Regions from separate parts of the Homo sapiens genome. Here regions 1, 2, 3, 5 and 6 are each linked to region 4. A link is a loop called in an ENCODE intact Hi-C map of the cell type or tissue named here. Cell type or tissue: PC-3. All regions are shown on one strand.

Region 1 (4,000 bases), 170 kb after region 4:
AGCGTTTTAAATCTTGTGTGTGTGTATGTGTGTGTGTATATATGTGTGTACATGTGTGTATATGTGTGTATGTGTATATATGTGTGTACACGTGTGTATGTGTATATGTATATGCATGTATATGTGTGTATGTGTGTATGCGTGTGTATGTGTGTATGTATGTGTATATGTATATATGTATGTGTATGTATGTGCATGTAGATGTACATGTGTGTATACATGTGTATGGGTGTGTGTATACATGTGTATGTAAGTGTGTGTGTGTATATGTGTGTGTATATGTGTGTTTGTGTGTGTGCATGCATGTGTGTGTGCATTGGGTACAGTTGGGAACGGGCTGCGTGAGTAGTGGGAGGGAGGAGGGCAAAGCAGGAGCCCTTCTGAGGCCAGCTGGGACAGCGCTGTAGGAACTCTGCGCTGCTGTGGCATCAGGGTTGGTGCTCCCTGTCTCTCCTCGAGAGAGGGAAGCCTGGCTGAGGGGGGCTTGGTGCTGGGAGCTGATTCTCAGCCTGTTTCTCCGTGGCTGCTGTCCTCTGATTTGTCTGGAACATAGGATGGGAGAGGGCGGCAGGCCGAGCATGGTGACAGATCAGAGACACTTGGCTGAGTGGGGAGAAGGACGTTTGTGGGTTCTTTGATTTTGTTCTGCCGCAGACCCAGGGGCTCTGGGAGAGTCAGTGCTAGGAGTTCCAGCACTGACTACAGTGGAGGGAGGATGCCGAAGCCTCGGGGTGCATCTCCCACACCTTCAGCATCTTCTCCATCCCCAGGTTCCCCGCTGCAGCCCTGCAGTCAGCCTGCCATGTGTCCTGCCCTCCTGCCTCCCTCCCTCCCAACCTTTCTCTCACCAGCCTCCTCCATGTCACAAGCTGAGGCTATGATAGCTGAGTGAAGCCATACACGGCCTGCCATCTTAGAGCTGATGGGGAGGCCCTTGCCACTCCAGGCCAGTGCCCAAGACGGACATGTGTGCAGCCTTGGCACCTCCTGGGAGCTTGTTAGAAAAGCAGACTCTTGTGCTCCACCTCAGACCTCCTAAGTCAAAATCTGCCTTTGAAAAGACCCCAGACAATTCACATACATTTTCAAGCTGGAGGAGCGCTGCTCTAAGGGTTCCGAGGTAGAAATCATGACAAACTGACAAGTGCTATGAAGGGAAGGCTCACTGGACAAAGAGCACGTGTGGGGACCCTTGATCCCTTCACAGGCTGCCTGCTCCCTTCGCTCCCCCGGGGCCGGCCAGAGAAAGGGGCAGACTGCTCCCTGCTTACTAGCTTTGGAGTTACACGATCTTGTTTCAGAACAGCTTCCTTTGTGTATGCCGTTTCTTTAGCTTGGAATGCTGGCGTTCTCCTGGACCACTGGTCTTCTCCTGGGTCACTCTTACACACCCTTTGAGACTTAGTTCAGAGGGCACCCTCTCTGAGCGGCCTTTCTAGAATCTGCCAGTTGGGCCAAGTGTATAGGGCTTCTGTCTATGATCCCACAGCATCCTGGGCATCCCCTGACTCACTAGCTACCACATCCTATGGAAATCTCTCTGTGTGTGTCTCTTCCCTGAACCATGATCTCCATCCGGATCCCCATCTCCCAGCAGAGTGCCTGCCTGCTGCACAGGGCACAGGGTGGCATATGCATTTGCTGAGCTGAACTTGACTTGAGTCGATCACTTTATGAGCCATATGATTGTAGACAAGTTATATAATCCGACAACCTTAATCCTCTTATCTGGGAAGTGAGATAATAAAAATACCTATCTTGCAGGGTTATCATGAGGATTACCTTACAATATGAAAGATACACAGAGAACATTGTAAAAGGCTATACAAATGTAGGTTATTATGTCTAATTTTTAGGAATAATATTTAGGTTTGTGGCTGTGTGAAAAGTGCTGAGCCAAGGTCCTCTCATTTTATTCTCAATATCTTTTGAGGCAGGGACTATTAGGGTCTTCATTTTATAGGTTAAGAAGCTGAGACTCAGAGAGGGCAAATTACTTGGCAAAGACCACACAGCCATAAGTGGTGAAGTTGGAATTTAGACTCGAGATTTTGACCCTACAACATGTTCTGTTGGAGTTAGAGCAGCTCCCAGACTATCCCTGCAGCTGCAGCAGCCCTTCCACTAACCCCTGCCTTTGTCCTGGCCCTAGAGCTCTGCGAAGCGGGCTCTCTGCCTGTCCCAGGGGGCATTCAGACCTGGCAGGTACTCTCCTCCCTTCCCTCCCCGCAGTCTGAATTTCAGAGGGCCCCAGGAAGCATGAGCCTGGCTCGCAGTTGGTGCTTTGGCGATGTCTGCTAAGGGAACGGACGAATGTTGTTTGTAGTCCGCCCAGCTCTTTGCTGCCTTTTGTGGTTTTGCCCGGTTCTCTGGTTCTGGGCCGCGTGTAATCCCAGCTTCCGGTTTCCTCACGTATACAGATGCGCCACCTAATGGCCACAATGGAGAACTGCAGGATGTAGAGACAAGAGGGAGCTGACCTGGTTTTAAGAGTCAGCTTCCCAGTGGTAGCCGAACAATGTTTGGAGAAATTCGTATTGAGCACCTACTATACGCCAGGCCCTTTCTAAACACTAGGGACAAGAAGCTTCTGCCCTAGTGGAGTTTACCTTCTAGTGGGAGAGACAGACAATAAATGAATACACAAATACATACATAATACAAGGTTAGGTGTTGATAAGTACTAGAAGGAAAGTAACACTGGGCAGGGAATAGATACATCCTAAATTGGCCTCCGGGATTCCCTCCTGGCTTTTCTCCTTCCTCTCTGGTTGTTACTTTTTGTTTTCTTCCCACCCCTTAAATGCTGGTCTTCCCTAGTTAGCTCTTGCTGGCCATATCTCATTTGACACACTATCTAATGGAAAACCTTCACTTTTCTGTGAACTCAACTCACATCTTTAAGCTGACGAATTCCAAAGAAGCATCTCAGGCCAGACCTCTCTCTTGAGCTCCAGAGTCATGACCCAACTGTCCACGGGCCTTCGAAGCTCAGCAGGTGTGACACCACACCCACCGCCTCTCCCAGACACCCATCCATCCCCATATTCTGTATTTTGGAGAATGGCCCCACTGTTTGGGGACCAAGTCAGAAATCTGGGGGTCTTTCTGGATTCCACTCTCAGTCACCCTGTCTTGCCAACTAGCCTGGTTAACCCTCTGAAGTATCGCTCAGATTTGTCTCTTTCCATTCCCACAGGCTTCCTGGATCAGCCATCATCCTTTTGTGCTTGGATTACAATAGTGCTTCTCCCCTCCATCTCCTAGTCCTCTGTGCTTTTCCAGAGTGACTGTTACAGAAGTCTGAATATTCACCTATCCAGTCAACCAGTAATTCACCCACCATGTGCTGAATGTCTAGCATTCCTCTGTTTCAAATCCTCTGAAAGTCCCTCATTGCCATCTAAATAGTCTGAACTTCTTGGCCACTGCTGACTCTTCGGCCTTGCTTTTCATCACTTCTTACCTCAATTCCTCCTTGTGGATAAGAGCCACCTGCATTTGTTGGAGTAAATCGCTTTTCCCCAATTGCCCCTTTCCATTTTTTATTTATTTATCTTTTTTGAGACAGAGTTTCACTCTTGTTGCCCAGGCTGGAGTGCAATGGCATGATCTCGGCTCACTGCAACCTCTGCCTCCTGGGTTCAAGTGATTCTCCTGCCTCAGCCTCCTGAGTAGCTGGGATTACAAGTGCCCACCATCATGCCTGGCTAATTTTTGTATTTTTAGTAGAGATGGAGTTTCACCATGTTGGCTAGGCTGGTCTCGAACTCCTGACCTCAGGTGATCCACCTGCCTTGGTCTCCCAAAATGCTGGGATTACAGGCATGAACCACCGTGCCGGGCCTGCCCCTTTCCTTTTGCTTTGCTAACTTGAAGGTCGGGCAGCTTGGGTTTGAATCCTGGGTGCTATGTTTACTGGCTTGTGGCCATGGGAAAACTGCTTAGCTTCTCTGTGCCTCAGTGTCCTTATTTGTAAAATATGAATTAAAATAACAAA
Region 2 (4,000 bases), 1.0 Mb after region 4:
ATGGCTAGTGATATTGATAATCTTTTCCTGTGTTTCTTCATTTATTTATTTATTTATTTTTGAGAAAGAATCTCACTCTTTTGCCCAGGTGGTAGTGCAATAGCGCGATCTCGGCTCACTGCAACCTCTGTCTCCCAGGTTCAAGTGATTCTCCTGCCTCAGCCTCCCCAGTAGCTGGGATTACAGGCACACACCACCATGCCCAGCTAATTTTTGTATTTTTTTTTTTAGTAGAGACGGGGGTTTCACCATGTTGGTCAGGCTGGTCTCGAACTCCTGACCTCGTGATCCGCCTGCCTCGGCCGCCCAGAGTGCTGGGGTTACAGGTGTGAGCCACTGTGCCTGGCCTCTTCATTTATGTTTTAACCATACATGTCCTCTTTTAAGTAAAGGGTCTGTTCAAGGTTGTTTTTTTTTTTTTCATGTTTGTTTTTTGCCTATTTTAAAATTGGGTTGTTTGCTTTTTACTGTTGAAATTGTGTTACCTGTTAATTTGAGAGTTAACCTCTTTATCTTATTAAGTCTTCTAATCCATGAGCACTGTATGTCTCTCCATTTAGTACGTTCTTTTATTTCTTTTATCAGAATTTTATAATGTTCAACCTGGAAATACAGTGTAAGTTATGTTACTTTTATAACTAAGTATTTTGTGTTCTTTTAAAGCTATTGAAGACTTTTCTTTTTGAGTTCTGAAATTTCATTGCCATTATATAGAAATATAATTTGGTTTTGTATGTTGACTTTGTGAAACTCATTTATTCATCCCAAGAGCTCCTTTGTCGTTTTCTTGGGACTTTTCTACATACAGAATTACGTCGTCTGTGAGTAGGGATAGTTTTATTTTTTTCCAGGCGTCTCCTAAAGTGTTATCTGTCCAAGGTTAATGACCACCTCCTGGTTTTATGCTACTGTGTGTCTACACTGAGAGAGAAAGGAGGAAAAATGTGAAATTGTCTGCCAGTTTCTTGGTACTTTAAATTTGTATCTTCTTTTCCAACCCTCCAGCTATTTTTTACCACTAGAGTCCTCAAAGAGATGCTCCATCCTTTCTGCACAGGTTTTACAGCTACATTCAACAGGAGAGACAATGTGAATTGTGCTTACCCATTTTACCTCAAACCAAAACCTAAGATTGATTTGGGACCATTTTTCTCCAGTAGTTAGAGTATATTTGTATTTCTCCATCCATACTCTGTTTTTCATTTCTGACCCTTAAGTTCCTTTTCTGACCTTAGTCCTAGATAGATAGCCAGGGTTGTGAGTATGAGGCATATCAGTGGAACAGAGTAAAACCAAGTGGATATTGAACACTGAGCTTTGGTTTCCTTAGCACTGTGCTCTCAAAAATTGAGTTAAATGAGTCTGGACACAGGACAAGAGAAAACTTTAACTCGGCTTATGTTCAGATTATTTCAAATGAGTGAGTTAATGAACCCCTTAAGCCACAGAAATTATCTGTATCAATTCACAAAACAGGAAATCAATGAACGCTTTCTTTGGCTGGCAAGTGTGGTTGTTGGAAATTCTGTGACATTTGCTTTTTAAAATGTGAGTGTGTGCGTGTGTTGCCAGCGTCGGTGACGGGCTGCAGCGAGAGGTGGCTTGGGGACCCAGTCAATGGAAAGAAAGAAATGGAGGAAAGTGGTGATGGGAGCCCTGGAGAGCTTGTTCTGACGGCTTTTACTGGTTTCATCGGGTTTCGTCTCTTGCTCTGGAGTCATCATGTAAACTTGGGTCTCTGGGAACATCTTTCCTTTCACAGTGATCTGGCTGATGAGGTTAAATCAATCTAATCCCATGAAACTGCCTGGTAGCTTCCTGCTGTTTCAGAATAAACTGTGGAAGAAAAGTCATCCCCGCCTTTAAGTTGCTGTCCTTAGTCGCAATGCATTCGGCGTTTTGGTAGCGACGCAAACACCAGCACATTTCAGGCATCGCTTTAATATTAATAATTCTTCCTATTCTCTCATTTCCACTGCACCCAGAGGCTCTAAGAGCTGGTCTGCAACACCGCCATCTGGTGGCTCCAAAGCTACATGGACGAAAAAACCAAAATCTTGCTGGTTTTTAGTTTTTTGTTGCTGCTGTTGTTGTTGTTTTGCAAGCCATTTCTTCTGCTGCTTTCAGTTGACTTAGGATGAACTTATGGCAGATTTGTGCATCATTTTATGCCTCTGCTCAAGCCATTTTTCTCTTCCTGGGGGCACATGCCCAGAGGCGTCCGAGGTCAAGAAGAAAGAAAACAGAGGGATTTGGAAAGCAGCAAGGGTTTCTGATAAGAAACTCTAAGAATTATAGAGAGAAAATGGTGCTACTGGGATGCATCTGATGTGAACGTAGTTGTATGAAGTTTCCTTGTCTTCTTGGGTAATTTCAGGAGTTTTTAGTCTTTACACAGACAATAGACAACATGTTTGAACTGGGAGATCTTTTTGCATTGACATTTCTGGGTTTTGGAGTCATTGGTAGAGAAAATGACTTCCACACCAAACTTCCCCCTGCTCAGTACCATGCCTTAGCCCCTTCTCCAGACTTAGCCCCTAAAAGTGCTTTGTTGTTTCATGTGTAATGATTTTTCCTTCTAAACAAATCTGGAGAGTTTTACTGTTCCCTGAAATTTTGAGTATTCTAGTTGAAAATGCCAAAATGAACACTAGCTGCTTCAGTAATCCTGATGGGAACATACGTTTGTAAGAAACAGGAATCTGCTGTGTTTTTATTTTACTCCTGTGGGCATCTCATCTTTCTCCCCAAGTTACTCACCTTAGGAATTCCTTTTTCATTTTTTTCCAATTTCTCCTTAATGTGATGTGTGTATATTTTTGTATGTATGTATACATGTGTGGGTGGGGTGTATGTATGTGTGTTATATATTCTCTTTACTAAACTTAAATTCCTGCATAAATAAGAAAAAAAAGAGGCACCTCTGCCTTTCAGGAGTGACTGTTCTTCAAGATTTTTAACTATGCCTCCAGGTTGTGTCCCCACCCCTCAGAATCTTGTCAATTAGAGCATTCACTGCAAGATCTGAAGACGTGGTAGCAAAAGCATCAGCATTGCTGCCTAGCTTTCTCCCCTTCATCATTTGTCCCGCAGTTGTCAACCAAGTTCAACCTATTTGAGAGTTGTCATAAAAGCCAGCTAGAAGCTCAGAAATTAGTGTTAATACAGCAGCCTCTTCACTCTAAGCAATGAAAAGAGACTGGTTATTGGGCAACAGAAAAGATACAGTGAAGATGAAATGGTACCAAATTATCTATATGCTGTATGACCAATCTCTGGACATTTGAGTATCAAAGTGATTTATTATTACACATGAACTTAGAAACATTTAAGGACAGAGACTAAAGCTATTTCATATCCTCCCCCTACCCCCTGCCATCCAAAATCTTAAGAACTTGGAAATTACATACTAGTTCACTCAAAAACATACATAGAGACTTAATGATCAGTTGGAACCCAAGTTCCAACTTTATTATAGTCAAATTCATGAAAAGTCTACAATTATCTGGATCACTGATAATAGTTGTATCAAGAATACAGAAGTAAAAGAAAAATTAAGGTTTCCTGACAATCCAAAATTATGTCACAGATCCCATTTACCAAAACTTACATTTTAGTTCTTCATTCATAGGTGAATTTCTTAAACCCATTGTCAATATACATAAATGACTTAATTTTCATAGAATTATCTCAATAAGTTTGGCCAAAACCACATTAGAGATACAAAGTTTGGCAGTGAAATTCTGGTTTAGGCAAACAAGCTTACAACACTAGGGCATTACAGGTAACAATTTGGGGAAATTTTTTTAAACACACAAAAATAAAATCAAGAAGTCAGCGTTCCAGTGGCCTGGGACATTTTGTATAGGAGTTAGTAGCCTCATCAATCACAATACTTCCAAGTATCGTAGGGTATTATAGCATCGCATAAAACATTAACTGCACCCCAGAATCTAGATTATGCTCTTCGTCCTCTGCTTGAAAGGCAATGAATATG
Region 3 (4,000 bases), 680 kb after region 4:
CCTCCCTCCTCAGTTCAGCTTTCTATTAAGGTATCCCAAAACACTAACGCAGCTCTTGGTGAAAGGAGAAAGGGAAAAAGTGGCCAAATCAAGGGGTCGGGGGACAGCAGGGCCAAGGTCAAACACCTCGTTGGTATAACATCTTTTAATTTGAGGAGGAGCTCAGTCCCCATTATTTTCAGTAAATTCTCAAACTATGCAGCTCTATGTTTCCTCTTCTACCCTTGTAGCATCAACTCTGCAGTTTGAAGTAAGGTTTTGCAAAACTTATGCAAAAAGTTTTCTTTTCTACAAGAGATGCTGAAGAAGTCACCTGGAATTTGCTAGTAGAACTATCAGTAAAATGAAGACAGCAATCCTGCCTTCAGCCCAACTCCACTGCCCAGAAAGGCTGGCACTGTGGGGACGAAGGGGGCAGTGGCAGCTCACCCTGATGCAGAGAGAGCGGCAAGGGACTCTGATGGTGAGTCAGCTGAGGGAAGCTGCTGGGGTCTCAGCACACCGTATAGAAAATCCCTCCAGCAACTTCAGAAAAACTGAATGAAAGGCCAAAGGTAACATAAACCGCCAGCTCTACCAACCACTCAGGCTGCAGACCAGACAAGGGAGTGGATTGTTCCCATGGTGGCTGCACCTTTCCTTCATTCTATTCCCGCTATCTTAGTTCACGCTGCCTGTGGATCAACTCGGGATCTCAGACACATCTCGTCACAATTATCAAGTGGCAAAAAAGGTGAGCCGCCATCCCCTTGGAGGTAAAGAAAGGCATGACGAAGTCTTAGGGCCAACAGGGGAACGAAGTCTTAGGGCCAACAGGGTTCCCCCGGTGTCTCTCCTGCAGCATGAAGGCCATTGTTTCCAGGGCCTGTGGCCAGGATCCAGTTATCTTGCCTGGAAGGATGTTCAAACAGCCATGGCCCGTGGTGGTTTTTTATAATGGTGTTGTTGGAAATTAGTAATACCATCCAGAGGTGAAAACAGAGTAGCACCTCCACAGCCTGCCCAGGAGATCAGGAATAATGAAGCCTCATTTTAGCATCTGTTTGTTTTGTTTTTTCAGCATTTGCGGGGAATGACAACAGAAATATTGGCTCCCTGACCCTGGAAGGGTGGAATCACTCCTTGTGGAAGGGAAAACGCCTGGAGCGGGGCAGGGGGCACAGGCCTGGAGGCGGCTCTAGGGAGAGGTAGGGGCTCTGGGCTGGCGGTCCCCCTGCTGGGGAGGACTCACCTTCACATACAGGAGAGAAACATCATCCCTGTGGCAGGGAAACCCGTGTGGTGGGCTGAGCTTCCTCGCTCCCTCTCTTTGAAGCTCTCTCAAGCCCCTCTGAGCATTTGCAATTGTACCCCCTTAGCTGCTGCCACCCTTCATCCGGATCCCCTCAAACACTCCACCCTCACACCCTGCAGAATCAGGAGAGAGGAACCCGCCTCCTGCGAGAGCCGCCGCCATCTGTAACGTTGCCCTCACCACCCAGAGGCGAGGAGGAGAGCCCCCCATCCCTCCCGTCCCTTCCCAGCTCCCGGCAGCCACTAGGCTTTCCCCTTCCCCGTCCTAAGGGACCTCCCGGGCTCTGCTCTCTCTGGGCAGGTTCAGGGCTTTGCAAGCGCTGCTGCTGCCACCATCAGGCTGACTGAGGCACTGCAGCCTTCACCTGGCGTCAGGGCCCAAAATAGTGCCCCAGCTCTTGGTGCGGCTTCAGAAGAACAGCTCCTCTCTGCCTCCGCAGTTGCCCCTCACTCAGGTGCAGCTTCCTATGTAAGAAAAAGGCTTCAGAGGGCATCTCCCTGAAGAAACAGAACTCCTTGTGAATGTGGGGTGGACCCCAGCGTCCTCTAGCAAGACGCAGAAAAAGTGCAGGTCCTAGGATTTAGGGAACGCAACCACTGAGGGATTAAGTGGTGGTTTTGCTTTCTTTGCCACAAGGTCAGTGAGGCAGGGAAGGGTGGGAATCACTCCTCCTGCCACTCCCGGATGAACGTGCTAAGCTTCCTGTGCAATGAACCAACCGGGCCCCAGTGTTACTCTGAAGCTGTCATTGCTCCCAGCATTGCCAAGGGTGACAGGTGGACTGTCACACTGCACCAGAGCCGAGTCACCTGTGACATTTGCAGGTGACTGACAGAAATGGGCACTGACATGCATTAAAGAACAGAAGGACGCGATGGTTTCCTGTTGAAGCTGAGCAGTGGGTGGCTTGGCAGAGGCTGTTTCTCTTGGCGTTGTCTCTGGTGACCCAAAGGGCATTCAAAGCCTTCCAGAAAGGAACAACTTCCTGCAGGGCACGTCCACACTTCACTTAGTCAGGTTCTTCTTCTGCCTCCTGCCAGGGGCCCTCTCAGCATCTCTCCATGTGCTGATATTACAAGCACTGCTGGCTTCTCCTCTCATTACCCCTCATTCCATTCCAATATTTCCACACTTATTCACAGCCTTCTATGTGCCCAATAGTGTGCTAGACACCAGGGGTGATAAAAGACTTGGATTTTAATCAACCAATTAAGAGAAGCAAAGTCCCTGCCTTTGCTTCCTTCCTTTTTATTATTATTATTATTATTATTTGTCAGAACAGCCACAAAAGGAGCTACTCAAGCAGTATGTCCTTAATTACTCTTCAGCCCCAAAGCCTGGCCTGTTATTTCCTCTGGAAACTTTGTACCCCGAGGTAAAACTGAATGCCAGAAAGATAAAGAAACTGACTCAGAAAGAGTCTGGAATAAAAAAGAAATTGAACTACAATGCTGCCTCCTTGTTCGAAGGTCAGACCTGGGATTCGGATGCATGATTTTCATAGGAAACTCCCTAAAATCCTTTTCCAGTCCTAGACACTGGGGATTGCCACAAATTATAAGACTATGACCTGTCTTATGACACCACAGCTTAGGATACTCTCCTGCATTTTTTAGTGTTGATGTGGAACAGCTGGATGTACCAGCATCTTGAGGAACATCAAGGCACATGAATAAGTGAACCAGACTGAAAATGACTTTAGTCAAGCAAAGTAACCTCTCTGGGGGTATGACAGCAATAATGCCCACTTCTCATTACTTCTGCTGATGAAATGAGGTAGTGCTTGTGAAAGCCACTCTGCAACTTATGAAGCTTTACACAAATGCTAGTTATCATCACCATCATCATCATAAGAACATAATTACTGCCACGACTAACAACACCCTCAACAACCAAAAGAATTTGCCAGGCACCTACAAGAAAATTTGCTGGCAAAGAGCAAATAGAATGCATCACCTACTCCCTAGGAATGTGTCATCCAAAATAAATAGATTGTTGCTAAGAGATAATATTCAGAGAATCTTACAGTTGGAGAGGTTTTGGACGTCATCTAGTCTACTCTCTAACCCATTTCTCAGGAATTGACTCCTACATTCCTGATGGCCTGAATTCCACCGTGAGTCAGAACACTCTCAGCAATGAGAGACTGTTCAGTGGGCCAGCCTTAGACTTGAGACTTACATATCCGCAGTCATGGAAATAACACTGTCTATTTCTTGCTGAACAATCGGGGTTTTGCTTCATCATTGAGCTTGTCCTGCCAGCCTCCACCAGTTCCTGAAGAGAACAGGCCAAAGTGTGGAACATACAGGTAGATCTGATGATATTCTCTACTCTTAAATGGAAGGGTACTCAGTGCCAGAGCCTTGTAAAACATTTCCAACATCTTCTGAGTAGAATTGTTTCACTTGTAACCTTGGTTTCCCTAAAGCCAGTATAACTTAGCTTCCTCTTGAGAACAAGAAAGACATCATCAGCAAAATGTCCCTAGGTTTTTGTGCTCACCTGCTCCAGTGCTGTTTCCTCTTCTGGTTAGCACCCATCTTCAATGTTAGGCTGCCTGCGCCTCTAACTAGCCAAGGGGATCCACAAACTGGCAAATCTCATTCCTCAATGCACTCTTTCTGCTCAAGTCCAGCGTGCAGCCAGCAGTCCTGCCTCTGTGTGTTTCCATGATCTTTTTTCTTCTCTTCCACATTCTTTAGC
Region 4 (4,000 bases):
ACTTAATGCAAAACAGCCTTGTCTTCCATTGAGCAAAAGCCAGATTAATTGGTGCAAGTTGATGGAAATGGACAGCTGTATTTCCTTTCTCAGGCAGTGACGTTTAAGCAAATGTATTCCTCAGCACAGGGCGGCAGAAGAATGACAGAAGGCACCGTGGCCAAACACAACTTGGGGTGGCCCCCTGCATTGCAGGCTCTAGGGGCTATTATTTTACTGCCACACCCTTTCCCTCACCTTCCGAAATCCCTCTACCCACCCTCCCCACCCTTGGCCAAAATTCAGAAGGTTCTGCCCGACAGATGAACCCTGTGGAATTCACAGGCTGTCCTTTTTATTTTCCCAGTCCTTCTGTGGCATTGCACACAAGTGGAGGTAGTCCCTGCTCGCCCTTTCTGTTTCTATTGTTTTTCCCAAGATAAGCACTGAAAGAGGCAGTGGGTTATTGGCCCACCACAAGTCCTTGTTCCCACTCAGAACCCCAGGTGTCTCCAGGGCCACCCCCACCCACCTGGGAGCCTCAGATGTTAGTTCATCTTTTCTTTTCCTGCCCCTTTTTTTTTTTTTTTTTGAGATGGAGTTTTGCTCTTGTCACCCAGACTGGAGTGCAATGGCACGTTCTTGGCTCACTGCAACCTCCGCCTCCCAGGTTCAAGTGGTTTTCCTGCCTCAGCCTCCCGAGTAGCTGGGATTTACAGGCACACACCACCACGCCCAGCTAATTTTTGTATTTTTAATAGAGATGGGGTTTCACCATGTTGGCCAGGCTGGTCTCGAACTCCTGATCTCAGGTGATCCAAAGTGCTGGGATTACAGTTACAGGCATGAGCCGCTGCCCCTGGCCTTCCTGCCTTCTTGGTATATAAGTCATCCCTCAGTATCCACTGGGGATTGGTTCCAGGACTCTCCTTGGATACTAAAATCTGTGGATGCTCAAGTCCCTGATATAAAATGGTGTAGTATTTGCATGTACCCTAAGCACATCTCCTGCCTGCTACAATGTAAATGCTATGTAAATAGTTATTATACCATGTTTTTTAGGTAATAATGACAAGAAAAGTCTGTACGTATTCAATACAGACGCAATGTCCTTCTTTTTTTAAGTATTTTTATTCTTCATTTGGTTGAATCCACAGATATGGAACCCACAATACGGAGGGCCGACTGTACATGCGGTGCCTTTCGCTCCTGCTTTTCCTACCAAAACTAGGGATGGGGATTTGGAAGTCGCAGCGGTTTGCTTCAGGGCCCGGTTGCTCCCTTGTTTAGCTGCATAGCTTTTCCCTGGGTGATATTTGAGGTCAGGATTGTCAAACTTTTTCTGTCAAAAACCAAAGAGTCAATATTTTAGGCCTTGTGAGGCACAAATGGTCTCTGTCTCCTCTTCTTCTTTTCCTCCCATCTTCCTTCCCAACCCCTTCTTCTTCTGCCTTTTCTGCCTTCTCCTTCCTTCTTCTTTTTCTCAACCCCTGTGAAAATGAAAATATCACTCTTGGTTTGCTGATTGTACAAATAGAGGTCCAGCTGGCCATAGTTTGTTAACCTCTGTTCCAGATTTTTACCACTCAAAGTGTGGTTTGTGAACCAGCAGTATTCGCACCACCTGGGAGTCTGGTAAAACAGAATCTCCTCCCCATTTCAGACTACAGAATCACTGGAGTCTGCATTTTAGCACAACTCCCTGGTGAGCCATATGCACGTAAAACTTTGAGAGGCACTGGTCTTTAAAAAAACACCATCTGTATGCCGGCGACGCCCACCTTTATTTCTCCATCCTTGACCTCTCCAAGAACTCCGGGCTCATATTGAAATAAAGCCCTCCTTGACATCTCCATTTGGAGGTCTCATAGGTGCAATTCAAGAATCCGATGCGCTAATGTACTTAAAAGCACTGAGCACAATACTAAGTAGTAGCTGCTGTTATTAGTCTCATGTGCCAGGCCCTATGCCGCGTACCGTAGCTTCAGAGATGAGTAAGATACCATCCTTGCCCTCACAGTCTTGTTTGGGGTCAGGGGTGGGGACATAGTGGTGAAAAGAGGAGAGTTTGGTCACTGCCTGGATATAAGGGGTGAGGTCCTCGAAGGTTGGAGCCATGTCGCCCATATTAGGTGCTTTCAATAAGTGAAGAATGAACCCACAAACTGACCTATGTGTAGATTTGTTTTCCTGTGGGCTGGGCATTCCACAGCCACAAGGTGGCAGCATTGCCAAAATAGTCCTGTGGCCCACTCCAGCTGTCCCCTCTGTGGGAAGGCCAGCTAAGTCAGAGCCTGGGACCTCCCTCTCCAGTCCCAGCCTTGGAGTCAACTCAATGCTGCCCACCCCGAGGGCCCTGAATGTGCAGTTCCTGCAGCCTCAGCCCTCTGTCCCCCTGCATGGTTGTGCCTTTGAGTTTTTCTGCTGTCTCTGGCTGCTTCTTTAGACCTCCTTCCTAGAATACTGTTTGCCTAGGGGAGCCCCCACCCCTCATTTCTGAGCTGGCCACAGTAGAAATCATGGGCTCAGCTGATTTTTTTCTGGTATTCCTCTGGTCACTGGCAACTTTCTTTTCCTCTTCAAGTCTGGAGGTTTTGCAGTCTCCTCATTCGTTTATCCCCTCCACGTTCTCAGCTGACTGCAAGAGGCTGCTCGTGTGAGCCACTCATCCTTCCAGCTGCAATGTCCATCCCAACGACATAATGGAGAGAGCATGGGCTTTAGGAGTTAGTCATGCTGGGGCACTCATGCTTTCTCATGGCATGCACTGGGGCAGCAACATGCTGTTTCTGAGTTTTAGCACAGTGCCAGTGCTGAGAACAAGCCTCACGTCAGGCAGACCTGGGTGCGAATCCTGGCTTTGCCATTTGCTAACCATGAGGACCTGGGACATTTCTTTATTCATTTAACAAATGTGAAGTGTCTGCTATGTGCCAGCTACTCTAGTAGAAGCAAGGTCTGTGTTGGTGAAGATAACCGATGTCTCCCTGTCTTTGCAGTTCTAGTGGGGAAGGCAGACAGCAAACAAGGAAGCAGATGTCTGAGTGGCCATGAGCAGGAGAGAGCCTACTCAGACCAGGGCTCTAGGAGGGCTCTCTGCAGTGGAGCTGACACCCAGGCTGAGGCCTGAAAGATGGGAAGAAGCCAGCTGTGCAAAGAGGGGAGAACACTCTGGGCTGAGGAATAGCACGTGTTCTGGGGATGGAAAGAAGAACAGAAATGAGGCTGTTATGTCAGGAGTGATGGGGTGGGATGGTGGCAGGGGTGTGTACTACAGATGAAGTTGGGGAAGTAGCTTCAGTTATTTTCTGTTAAATTAGGTTAGAAACTGAACTTACCTCAGTGGGTAGGTTATGAAACACATAAGGAAGTTTTCACAACTTTAGCCACTGCCCGCAGTGAGAGATATGTTTCACATTATGGTCTATTACACATGGACTAATAGACATGAATAGAAATGAAACTTTATTTATTGAGTTAGTTAGTTAGTTTGTTTTTGAGACGGAGTTTTGCTCTTGTCATCCAGGCTAGAGTGCAATGGCGCGATATTGGCTTACTGCAACCCCTGCCTCCCGGGTTCGAGTGATTCTCCAGCCTCAGCCTCCCGAGTAGCTGGGATTACAGGCATCCTCCACCATGCCTGGCTAATTTTTGTGTTTTTAGTAGAGATGGGGTTTCACCACATTGGCCAGGCTAGTCTCGGACTCCTGACCTCAGGTGATCCACCTGCCTCGGCCTCCCAGAGTGCTGAGAGTACAGGCGTGAGCCACCGCATCTGGCCAGAAGTGAAACTTTAAACAATGCTTACCCATCCGCTATGGCATACTCTGTAGTATTTCCTATCTAGTTTCAGCCTTATTGGTTTCCTTTTTTATTTTTTAATTTTTAAAATTATTTATTTATTTTTGGGGCAGAATCTCTCTCTGTCACCCAGGCTGGAGTGCAGTGGTGCGATCTCGGCTCACTGCAACCTCCACCTCCCGGGTTCAAGCCATTCTCCTGCCTCAGCCTCCTGAGTAGC
Region 5 (4,000 bases), 120 kb after region 4:
CCTGAGGCAGTGGGCAGCTTCTCTGTCGACGCCTCCGTGATGGAAGCTTTACTGCTACTTCTGCAGGAGGCAGGCTGTTTCTAGTTGGAGAGCTCTGTTAGAAAATTCTTGGCTGGGTGCGGTGGCTCACGCCTGTAATCCCAGCACTTTGGGAGGCCGAGGTGGGCAGATCACGAGGTCAGGAGTTTGACACCAGCCTGGCCAACATGGTGAAACCCCGTCTCTATTAAAAATCCAAAAATTAGCTGGGCGTGGTGGTGGGTGCCTGTAATGCCAGCTACTCGGGAGGCTGAGCATGAGACTCGCTTGAATGAACCCGGGAGGCAGCGGCTGCGGTAAGCCGAGATTGTGCCACTGCACTCCAGCCTGGGCAACAGGATGAGACTCTGTCTCAAAAAAAAAAAAGGAAATTCTTGAGGAGCTGGTGCGGTGGCTCACGCCTGTAATCCCAGCACATTGGGAGGCCGAGGAAGGCGGACCACTTGAGGCCAGGAGTTCGAGACCAGCCTGGGCAACATGGTGAAATCCTGTCTCTGCAAAAAATTAAAAAAATAGCAAGGCATGATGGCACACGCCTGTAATCCCAGCGACTCAGGAGGCTTAGGCACGAGAATCGCTTGAACCTGGGAGGCGGAGGTTGCAGTGAGCTGAGATCGTGTCACTGCACTTCAGCCTGGCCAAAAGAGAGAGACCCTATATAAAAAAAAACCGTATATATATGTGTATATATGCGTATGTGTATATATTTGTATGCTTCCCTATAATTTCCACTGAGACGGTGGTGATGGAGGTCCTGAGACCACATCATTGCTGGGGTGGTCTTGAGAGCCAAGGCTGCTTAGCTCGGAGTGCAGAAAATGCAAGGGGAACAGCTTTCTTCAAACATGTGCAGGCTGCCGAGTGGCAGAGGAGCAGACCCATTCTGGTGATTCATTTTTTGCATTACACTTATATAATGTTAGTGCCAGATGGGGCCATCAGAGTCATATCCTCATTATAAATGAGGAGACAGGCCTGGAATAACTGTGGCTGGCCCAGGGTCATGTGGCAGAAGAGGTGGGACTGGAACACTGTGTCTCCATTGTCTTCACCTGTTCTCTGCCATCCAATCTCTCACACGTTATCTCCTCGGTGCACGCAATTCTTCAAGCGTGCACAAACACTAGAATTTTATTGGTAATCACTGAAGACCTTTAAAAGTTTTCTCAAAGCAATTCCTTTATTGCTTCCCCACCCACTCCCCCACAGCTGTGTGAGTGACCTGCTTTTCTGGTGAGACTAGCAGCTCTTTATTTTTATTTTGTTGTAGAGATGGGGTCTCTCTAGACTAACAGCTCTTGTAGAGCAAGGATCAAACCACAAACCGCTTTTCCCCCTATCTTTCTGTACAGTTCCTGACTGAAAGAGCTATGTGTTCAATCCAAAATGCTGGCTGCCCTGCAGATGAAGTTCAGTCTAGTCCAGGTCAACCTCAGCCTAGCGCCCACTCTGCCAGGCGCCATGTTGCCCAGGCTCACATACACCGATGCATCAGACCCACTCCCTGCCCCAGGAGCTCACAGCACTGTTAGGACCCCTGTTCATTGCACTCCTGCTTACTTGCTCTCCGGGGCAGCCTAAGCCTGGCCTTTTTCTCTGTCCCCCTCCCTGAGATCCCGGATCTCCCTCCCGTACTTCTCTGGGAACGGGCACAGCAGAACGCCACGATGGTTGCCATAAGGACGAGGAAGGCCACACCAGCTCCTACGGCCACCCCAATGATGACGGCCATCGGCACAGACTCTGTGGGAGAGAAGCGGGCACAGCTGATGACGGATGGGGAATGGCCTACTATCCCCCCATGATCTCACCCCGTTCCTGCGGGGGCAGCCCCTGCCACATGGGGCCCTCCTGGGAAATGCCTCAGTGGGGCCTGGGCAGGCACAGGCCGAGTCCAACTGGGGTCAGCTCTAGCTGGGACTGCAAAGACCAGGGTGGAGGACACAGGGGCTTGGTGGGTGGAGGAGAGGGCAGGGGAACTGAGGTAAAGGGCAGAGGAAGGAGAGCGAGGCAGGCAGACACGGAGAAGGGAGGGCCAGGGGACAGGAAGACCGGAGATGAGGGGTGGGGCTGGCACGATGGAGCTCTCTCTGGCATTAAACAGGAATGCTCTATCACACAGCGGCCAGTGAGTCATAGGCCCTGGCTTTTTTTGAAAAATGACTATGGTCACTGCCCTTGTTTGTTCCGTATGTTCTCTCCTTCCCTTCCCTTTCTCGGGTGAATATAGAGGACATCCGGCTCTTAGTGTTTGCAGGTCTAAGTAGCTTCCCCGCAGGTCTGCTGGGCATCAGTTGTGGCCCTCAGGTGTCCAAGTCTCAGGGTCCAGGGAGCAGGGTTACAGCTTCTCCACTGCCACCTCTCTAAGGAGAGAGGCCCCTTTCCCTCCATCTCCAGGTCTGCAGCTTCTCCCTCAAGGCTGCCCCTCTGAGCATCCTTGCACCCCTCCTGGCAAGAGAGGCCCACACACTGGGCAGGCAAGCCCTCACCCCTGCTGAGTCTCTGTGGCCTGTCTCCTGCCCAAGCCGAGTGGGGGTAGGGACAGGGAGGGTAAGGATAGAGTCGGGGGTGATCTTCCACACAGCCTTGGCCCTTCTACAGCTGCAAGTGGGGTCGGAGCACATGATTTAGGGCCTTGAGGAATCCATCAGGAATAGAACTAGAGAATGCTGGGGCAGGGAGAGCTTGGGGCTCTCACTGAGGTCCGGAGAAGTCAAGTGATTTGGCCAAGGACACACAGGAGCTGCCCAGCCAGGGTCAATCCAGGTCTCCTCTCACTGCTCCCACCCCTCCACTCACCCCACTCCCACCCCGTCCAGCTCCACCCACAGAGTGACATGTGAGATCCCCCACATCTCATGTGCTCGGTACCGCCCAGACTGCTGCTGCTCCGAGTCCTGGCTCCATCCCTTCTGCTGAGCAACTGACTTTGCCTCTCTTATATCTGTAGGATGGGGATAATGGTACCGGCCCCTCTGAGGGTTGTTATGGGCTTGAGCTGGGTGAATGTGGGCAGAGGCCTTGGAGCAGAGCCTGGCACCCAGCCCTGTTTGGTGTTTGCTGTTGTTGTTACCCAGGAAGGGGTCACCAGCAGTTCACGGTCTTTTATTTTTGGGATGGAGTCTGGCTGTGACACCCAGGCTGGAGGGCAGTGGCACGATCTCAGTTCACTGCAACCTCCGCCTCCTGGGTTCAAGCGATTCTCCTGCCTCAGTCTCCCGAATAGCTGGGATTACAGGCACATGCCACCATGCCTGGCTAATTTTTGTATTTTTAGTAGAGATAGGGTTTCACCATGTTGGCCAGGCTGGTCTCAAACTCCTGACCTCAGGTGATCCGCCCGCCTCAGCCTCCGAAAGTGCTGGGATTACAGGCGTGAGCCATCGTTCCCGATCAGCAGTTCACAGTCTTAAAGGCCAGGAAAGTTCCTTTGAAAGACTGAGCCCCTCCCCAGCCTACCCTGCGTTCGTCAGTGTGGGCGAGTGGGGACAGCTAGGTATCAGTTCTGGGTTGTAAGCCTCTTGCTGTCTTTTTCTTTAAAGGGAGGAGAAAGACCTCAAACCCTGGCCTCTGAAGATGCTGCTGGGAGGAGGTATCAAGGGGTGGGGGTAGGGTGGCAGCCATTTGCCCTCCGGCCAGAGGGAGCTGGCGCCCCTGGCTGGCAGTGTTGCTGGTTAAGCTGGCACATCCCTTTGCCACCCCAGGACTTGCACACGAAGCCATTGGTTACCTACCAATTAGTGGCCAGGACAGCTGTAGGGGTGACAGGGAGGGGACCAAGAGGAGGTGGAATGGTGGACACTTAGGGATTGAAACGGGAGGTGCTCGCATTGGTTCAACAGTCAGACTGAGAAAAGGGGCTGGGCCTCAGCAGAGCTTGCCTTGACCAATAGACGACAACGTCTCTAGGTTTAGTTCCATGAAGAAAGGGAAACTGCTGTGGCAGCTCATTGGTTCTCTG
Region 6 (4,000 bases), 65 kb after region 4:
GTTCCACCTGCACTGGAGCGATGCTATCCGATGAACAGATCCATTTATTAATTCAACACGTTTGTATTGAGAGCCTGCTGGGTGCCGGGCACTATTGTCAACATGGGTAATACAGCAGCAAGCAAAACAAGAGAAACATCTTTGCAAGCAGGGGAGGGGGCCTGCAGTGTTGGGTGTGTGGAGTTGTTGCTGGGAAGTAGAGAAGCTGAGTAAGAGCTGGACAAAGAGGCCAGGCACAGTGGCTCACCCCTGTAATCCCAGCACTTTGGGAGGCCGAGTTTGGCAGATCACTTGAGGTCAGGAGTTCGAGACCAGCCTGGACAACATGGGGAAACCCCGTTCCTACTAAAAATACAAAAATTAGCTGGGTATGGTGGTGCATGCCTGAAATCCCAGCTACTTGGGAGGCTGAGGCACGAGAATTGCTTGAACCCGGGAGGTGGAGGTTACAGTGAGCCAAGATCACACACCATTGTACCCCAGCCTGAATGACAAAGCAAGACTTTGTCTCCAAAAAAAAAAAAAAAAAAAAAAAATAGAGAAAAGGAAAGCTGGATGAAGAGAGATAGCCAAGCCCATGTCTACGGAAAAGCATTCTTGACTGAGTGAACGAAAGTACAAAGCCTCAGAGGAGGGAGCATGCCTAGGTAGCCCCCTAGACCTGGTGAGGCTGGTGCGTGGGGCAGCCTCCATGGAGAGGAGTTGGGCAAGGAGGGAGGAGGTGCTGGCCAGTAGAGCACGTGTGTCTCTGTGCGTCAGAGCAAGGACCCGGGCTCTCCCCGTAAGTGAGAAGAGTCCATGGAGGTTTTGGGGCTGAGGAGGAGTTTTACAGATGACCGGTCTGTTCTTGGCACTTGCAATTAGCGGACCGTCTGTATCCGAGTGTTGATCGGGTGGATTCTAACCCTGTGGGAGAACTCCCCAGCCCGTAGCCTGCGCTCACTGTACCTGGCAGTTGTATTAATGACGTCAAATGCACAGTCCAGCTTGAGTCCCCTCTAGAACGTGGGCAGCGGACACTAAGCCGAGAGGAATCGCTGTGGGTTGGCAGACACTGTGGAGACTGACTCCTGGACAGGCTGTGGAATGTGTGGAAGCAGGTACAGCCCAGGCCCGCGCTGAAGTTCGGCAGGGAAGCCAGAGGAGTCCGCAGCCCGGGAGACCTGGCCTACAGCGGAGAGAGTCAGTCCATGCCAGTGGTGGGATGTGGCTGCAAAAAATGGTCGGATTCATGGAAGTCTGGTGTCCATCTGGCAGGCGTTAGTGGTCCCACGAATACAGCTGTGTGCCTTGAACACATACTGCAGAGCTTCCAGAGAGCACCAGGGCTGTGGGGGCTAGAGACTGTGTCTCGTGCGGAAGCGTGGCTGAGGAGGGGCTTGACAGGCTCTTCGTCACTGTGCGGAGCCTTCGAAGGACTTGGATGTGCTTGAGACCCCTTCCCCTAATTGCTGTGTAGGGCAGGGGTGGACATCCCGGGGATCGTGGAGTCTAGGGAGCCAGTCTGCACGGGATGGTTTTAGAAGCCGTAGGATGTGGGGGTTCTGGCTGAAGTAGCCAGAATTCCAGTGCCAGCTCCGCTCCTCACGAGCTGTACAACCTGGGCCGGTTACTGACCCCTTTCCCACCTTAGTTCCCTGGCTCTACAATGGAGGTAATTATCGTGTTGAACTCACAGGGTCGAGATCATATTTAATACTTGCACAGCCCTTAGAAGCATCTAGCACAGTGGTCCTCAGCATTTGGAAATGTCTGGAAACATTCTGTCACACCTGGGGAGTGGGATTTCCTTCTGGTGTCTAGTGGGTAGAGGCCAGAGATGCTGCTAAGCGTCCCACAATACACAGGACAGACCCCGCAACAATGAACTGTCTGGCCCCCAAAGTTAGTGGGGCAGAGATTGCAGGATCCTGATTCCTTTTCTTCCTTTTTTTTTTTTTTTTTTTTGCCCCTGGCTATGAGTAAGAGATCCTGGTTTCGCACAAAGTGAACGTGCAGTACATTGTTTCAGTTGTTAATTCGCCATGCAATACATCGTTAGTCACGTATTATTGTTTGTCAAATGTGTATAAAACATCTGCCACATTCTTGGCAGTTTAATAGAATCTAGAGATATAAAGAAGTTCCTGACCACAGAGTTCATAGCCTCACAGGCAAGATAGGAAAACACAGAATTATATAATACGAAATTACATTATATCATAGAGCATATTCTATAGTAAGTTACTCCGATTGGCTTTTGGTATTAAAATGTCTTCAGTTTCAGAGGTCCCAGGATAGTGGGCAATATTTGAAAGCCAGTAAATATAAAATAAAATATATTACCTGTGTGAAAGAGAATTTTTCAGGCACAATAATATTTTAAAGAGTTTATTTGTGTAAGAAGTGAATTGGGAAACAGAAAACCGAAAGAGGTTTAGTGGCCCAATGACAGTTTCAGAGGCAGGTGTTTGGAGAGTGAATGTAAAAGCAAAATGAAGAATTTATTTGATTTAATTGGTTGCAATTACAAAATTGCTTTGTTTGGTTTACCTTGTTGGAAGTTTCCTAGTCACATAACCATATGTTAGTTGGCTACTTATGATTGGCTGAAGTTTTATTTGTGTCAAACAGAAGCATTTACCATAAATAACCCCAGTTAAGATTTGATTATGCTGTCTTTTAAGCAAGGTTAAGGCTGTTGTTAAGGCCTCATTGGTTTTGTTTGGTAAGGAATTTTTCAGGCCTGGTCTCCAAATTTTGCTTTAACAATTCCTTGCTTCTGGTTATTCTCTCAGCAAGCTGATAGTGTGACTAGATGACACAGTATTACTCTCTGTTACCACCACCAATGTAGTCACTGGGACAAAGAGTCAGGTAGATGTTGTTGTCATCATCAGTAGGTAGGTTGGGGATGAGAATTCCATGGCCACAGTTAGCAGTTACATAGTCAGTGTTGCTTTCCTCAAGTTGAATGATCCTCATGGTAACTGTTTGATATTTGAGCAGCTGTTGGAAATCATTTAGAACCCTTGAGAGAATACAAGGCACCAGGGGGGTAAACATAATAATTATAAGGAGAATAATAGCCAAGGATTGAAAAATTCCTCTGAGCAAAGATTCCCAGGAGCCAAGACTTAACCAGCTGAGTGAATCAATGGAGAAGGCAGTGCCCATCTAATGAAAAACCCATGTGTGTTCTTTAAGGTATTTTAAGTTTTCGGTAATACCTGATTTGTTAACATAAAAATGACACTTTTTTTTTTTGAGATCGAGTCTTACTCTGTCGCCCAGGCTGGAGTGTAGTGGCGCAATCTCAGCTCACTGTAAACTCCACCTCCCAGGTTCAAGTGATTCTCCTGCCTCAACCTCCTGAGTAGCTGGGACTACAGGTGTGTACCACCACACCCAGCTAATTTTTGTGTTTTTAGTAGAGATGGGATTTCACCATGTTGGCCATGCTGGTCTTGAACTCCTGACCTCAGGTGATCCACCTGCCTCAGCCTCCCAAAGTGCTGGGATTACAGGTGTGAGCCACCGTGCCTGGCCAACACCTTCTTTTTTTTTTTTTTTTTTTGAGATACAGTCTCACTCTGTCTTGCCCAGGCTGGAGTGTGCAGTGGTGTGATCTTGGCTCACTGCAGCCTCTACCTCCTGGGTTCAAGTGATTCTCCTGTCTCAGCCTCCTGAGTAGCTGGGAATACAGGCGTGTGCCACCACACCCGGCTAATTTTGTATTTTTAGTAGAGACAGGGTTTCACCCAGGCTGGTCTCAGACTCTTGACCTCAGGTGATCCACCTCTCTCAGCCTCCCAAAGTGCTGGGATTATAGGCGTGAGCCATGCGCTCGGCCAGCAACACCTTTCTACCAATTAGGGAACAAGGTCTCCCTTTTTGAGCAGTTAAAGTAGCAAGAAGTCTTCTATTGTACAGTACTACTGAGGCCAATTCATTCATCCCAGATTGTACTGCTTAAGATAATTCGAAGTGTCAATTAAACTTTTTCAGAAGTTGGTAAAAT

What was found. A loop is a pair of places that touch in the nucleus more often than their neighbours do. Peaks named below come from ENCODE experiments on the same cell type or tissue, not always from the same donor. Only the 100,000 strongest peaks of a DNase experiment are listed, where the experiment ranks them.
Region 1: it touches region 4 in a loop (13-fold over the local background); 101 of 110 quality-filtered maps call a loop at or near these places.
Region 2: a loop joins it to region 4, with 31 times the contacts of the local background. A loop is called at or near these places in 11 of 110 quality-filtered maps.
Region 3: it touches region 4 in a loop (33-fold over the local background); 32 of 110 quality-filtered maps call a loop at or near these places.
Region 5: a loop joins it to region 4, with 5 times the contacts of the local background. A loop is called at or near these places in 57 of 110 quality-filtered maps.
Region 6: it touches region 4 in a loop (3.0-fold over the local background); 6 of 110 quality-filtered maps call a loop at or near these places.

The regions. Positions count from the first base shown.
Region 1 is chr11:126,478,492-126,482,491 of GRCh38, forward strand. All of the region lies in intron 4 of KIRREL3 (kirre like nephrin family adhesion molecule 3), which reads right to left. Among named protein-coding and RNA genes, the nearest start is that of KIRREL3-AS1, 63 kb to the right of the region's middle. RefSeq lists an enhancer at 407-908. In PC-3, CTCF peaks have their summits at 2,427 (motif pointing left) and 2,628; a DNase peak (open chromatin) is centred at 2,410; H3K4me3 peaks cover 304 bases.
Region 2 is chr11:127,344,026-127,348,025 of GRCh38, forward strand. No RefSeq gene overlaps it. Among named protein-coding and RNA genes, the nearest start is that of LINC02712, 75 kb to the left of the region's middle. In PC-3, CTCF peaks have their summits at 2,018 (motif pointing left) and 2,217; no DNase peak of the experiment used is centred here.
Region 3 is chr11:126,988,930-126,992,929 of GRCh38, forward strand. The region is part of intron 1 of KIRREL3 (kirre like nephrin family adhesion molecule 3); the gene reads right to left. It overlaps LOC105369558 (a long non-coding RNA gene), which reads left to right and starts at 3,502. Exons shown (of 2, transcript NR_188549.1): 1 at 3,502-3,605. In PC-3, CTCF peaks have their summits at 1,648 (motif pointing left) and 1,858; DNase peaks (open chromatin) are centred at 1,612 and 3,392; H3K27ac peaks cover 1,204 bases; H3K27me3 peaks cover 1,271 bases.
Region 4 is chr11:126,308,471-126,312,470 of GRCh38, forward strand. All of the region lies in intron 2 of DCPS (decapping enzyme, scavenger), which reads left to right. Among named protein-coding and RNA genes, the nearest start is that of TIRAP-AS1, 6.1 kb to the left of the region's middle. RefSeq lists an enhancer at 2,948-3,017. In PC-3, a CTCF peak has its summit at 2,194 (motif pointing right); a DNase peak (open chromatin) is centred at 2,221; H3K4me3 peaks cover 75 bases; H3K27ac peaks cover 1,517 bases.
Region 5 is chr11:126,429,745-126,433,744 of GRCh38, forward strand. It overlaps KIRREL3 (kirre like nephrin family adhesion molecule 3), which reads right to left. Exons shown (of 17, transcript NM_032531.4): 14 at 1,675-1,782. Among named protein-coding and RNA genes, the nearest start is that of ST3GAL4, 76 kb to the left of the region's middle. In PC-3, no CTCF peak of the experiment used is centred here; a DNase peak (open chromatin) is centred at 2,177; H3K27ac peaks cover 2,787 bases.
Region 6 is chr11:126,373,943-126,377,942 of GRCh38, forward strand. The region is part of intron 1 of ST3GAL4 (ST3 beta-galactoside alpha-2,3-sialyltransferase 4); the gene reads left to right. Among named protein-coding and RNA genes, the nearest start is that of ST3GAL4, 20 kb to the left of the region's middle. In PC-3, no CTCF peak of the experiment used is centred here; a DNase peak (open chromatin) is centred at 2,039; H3K27ac peaks cover 421 bases.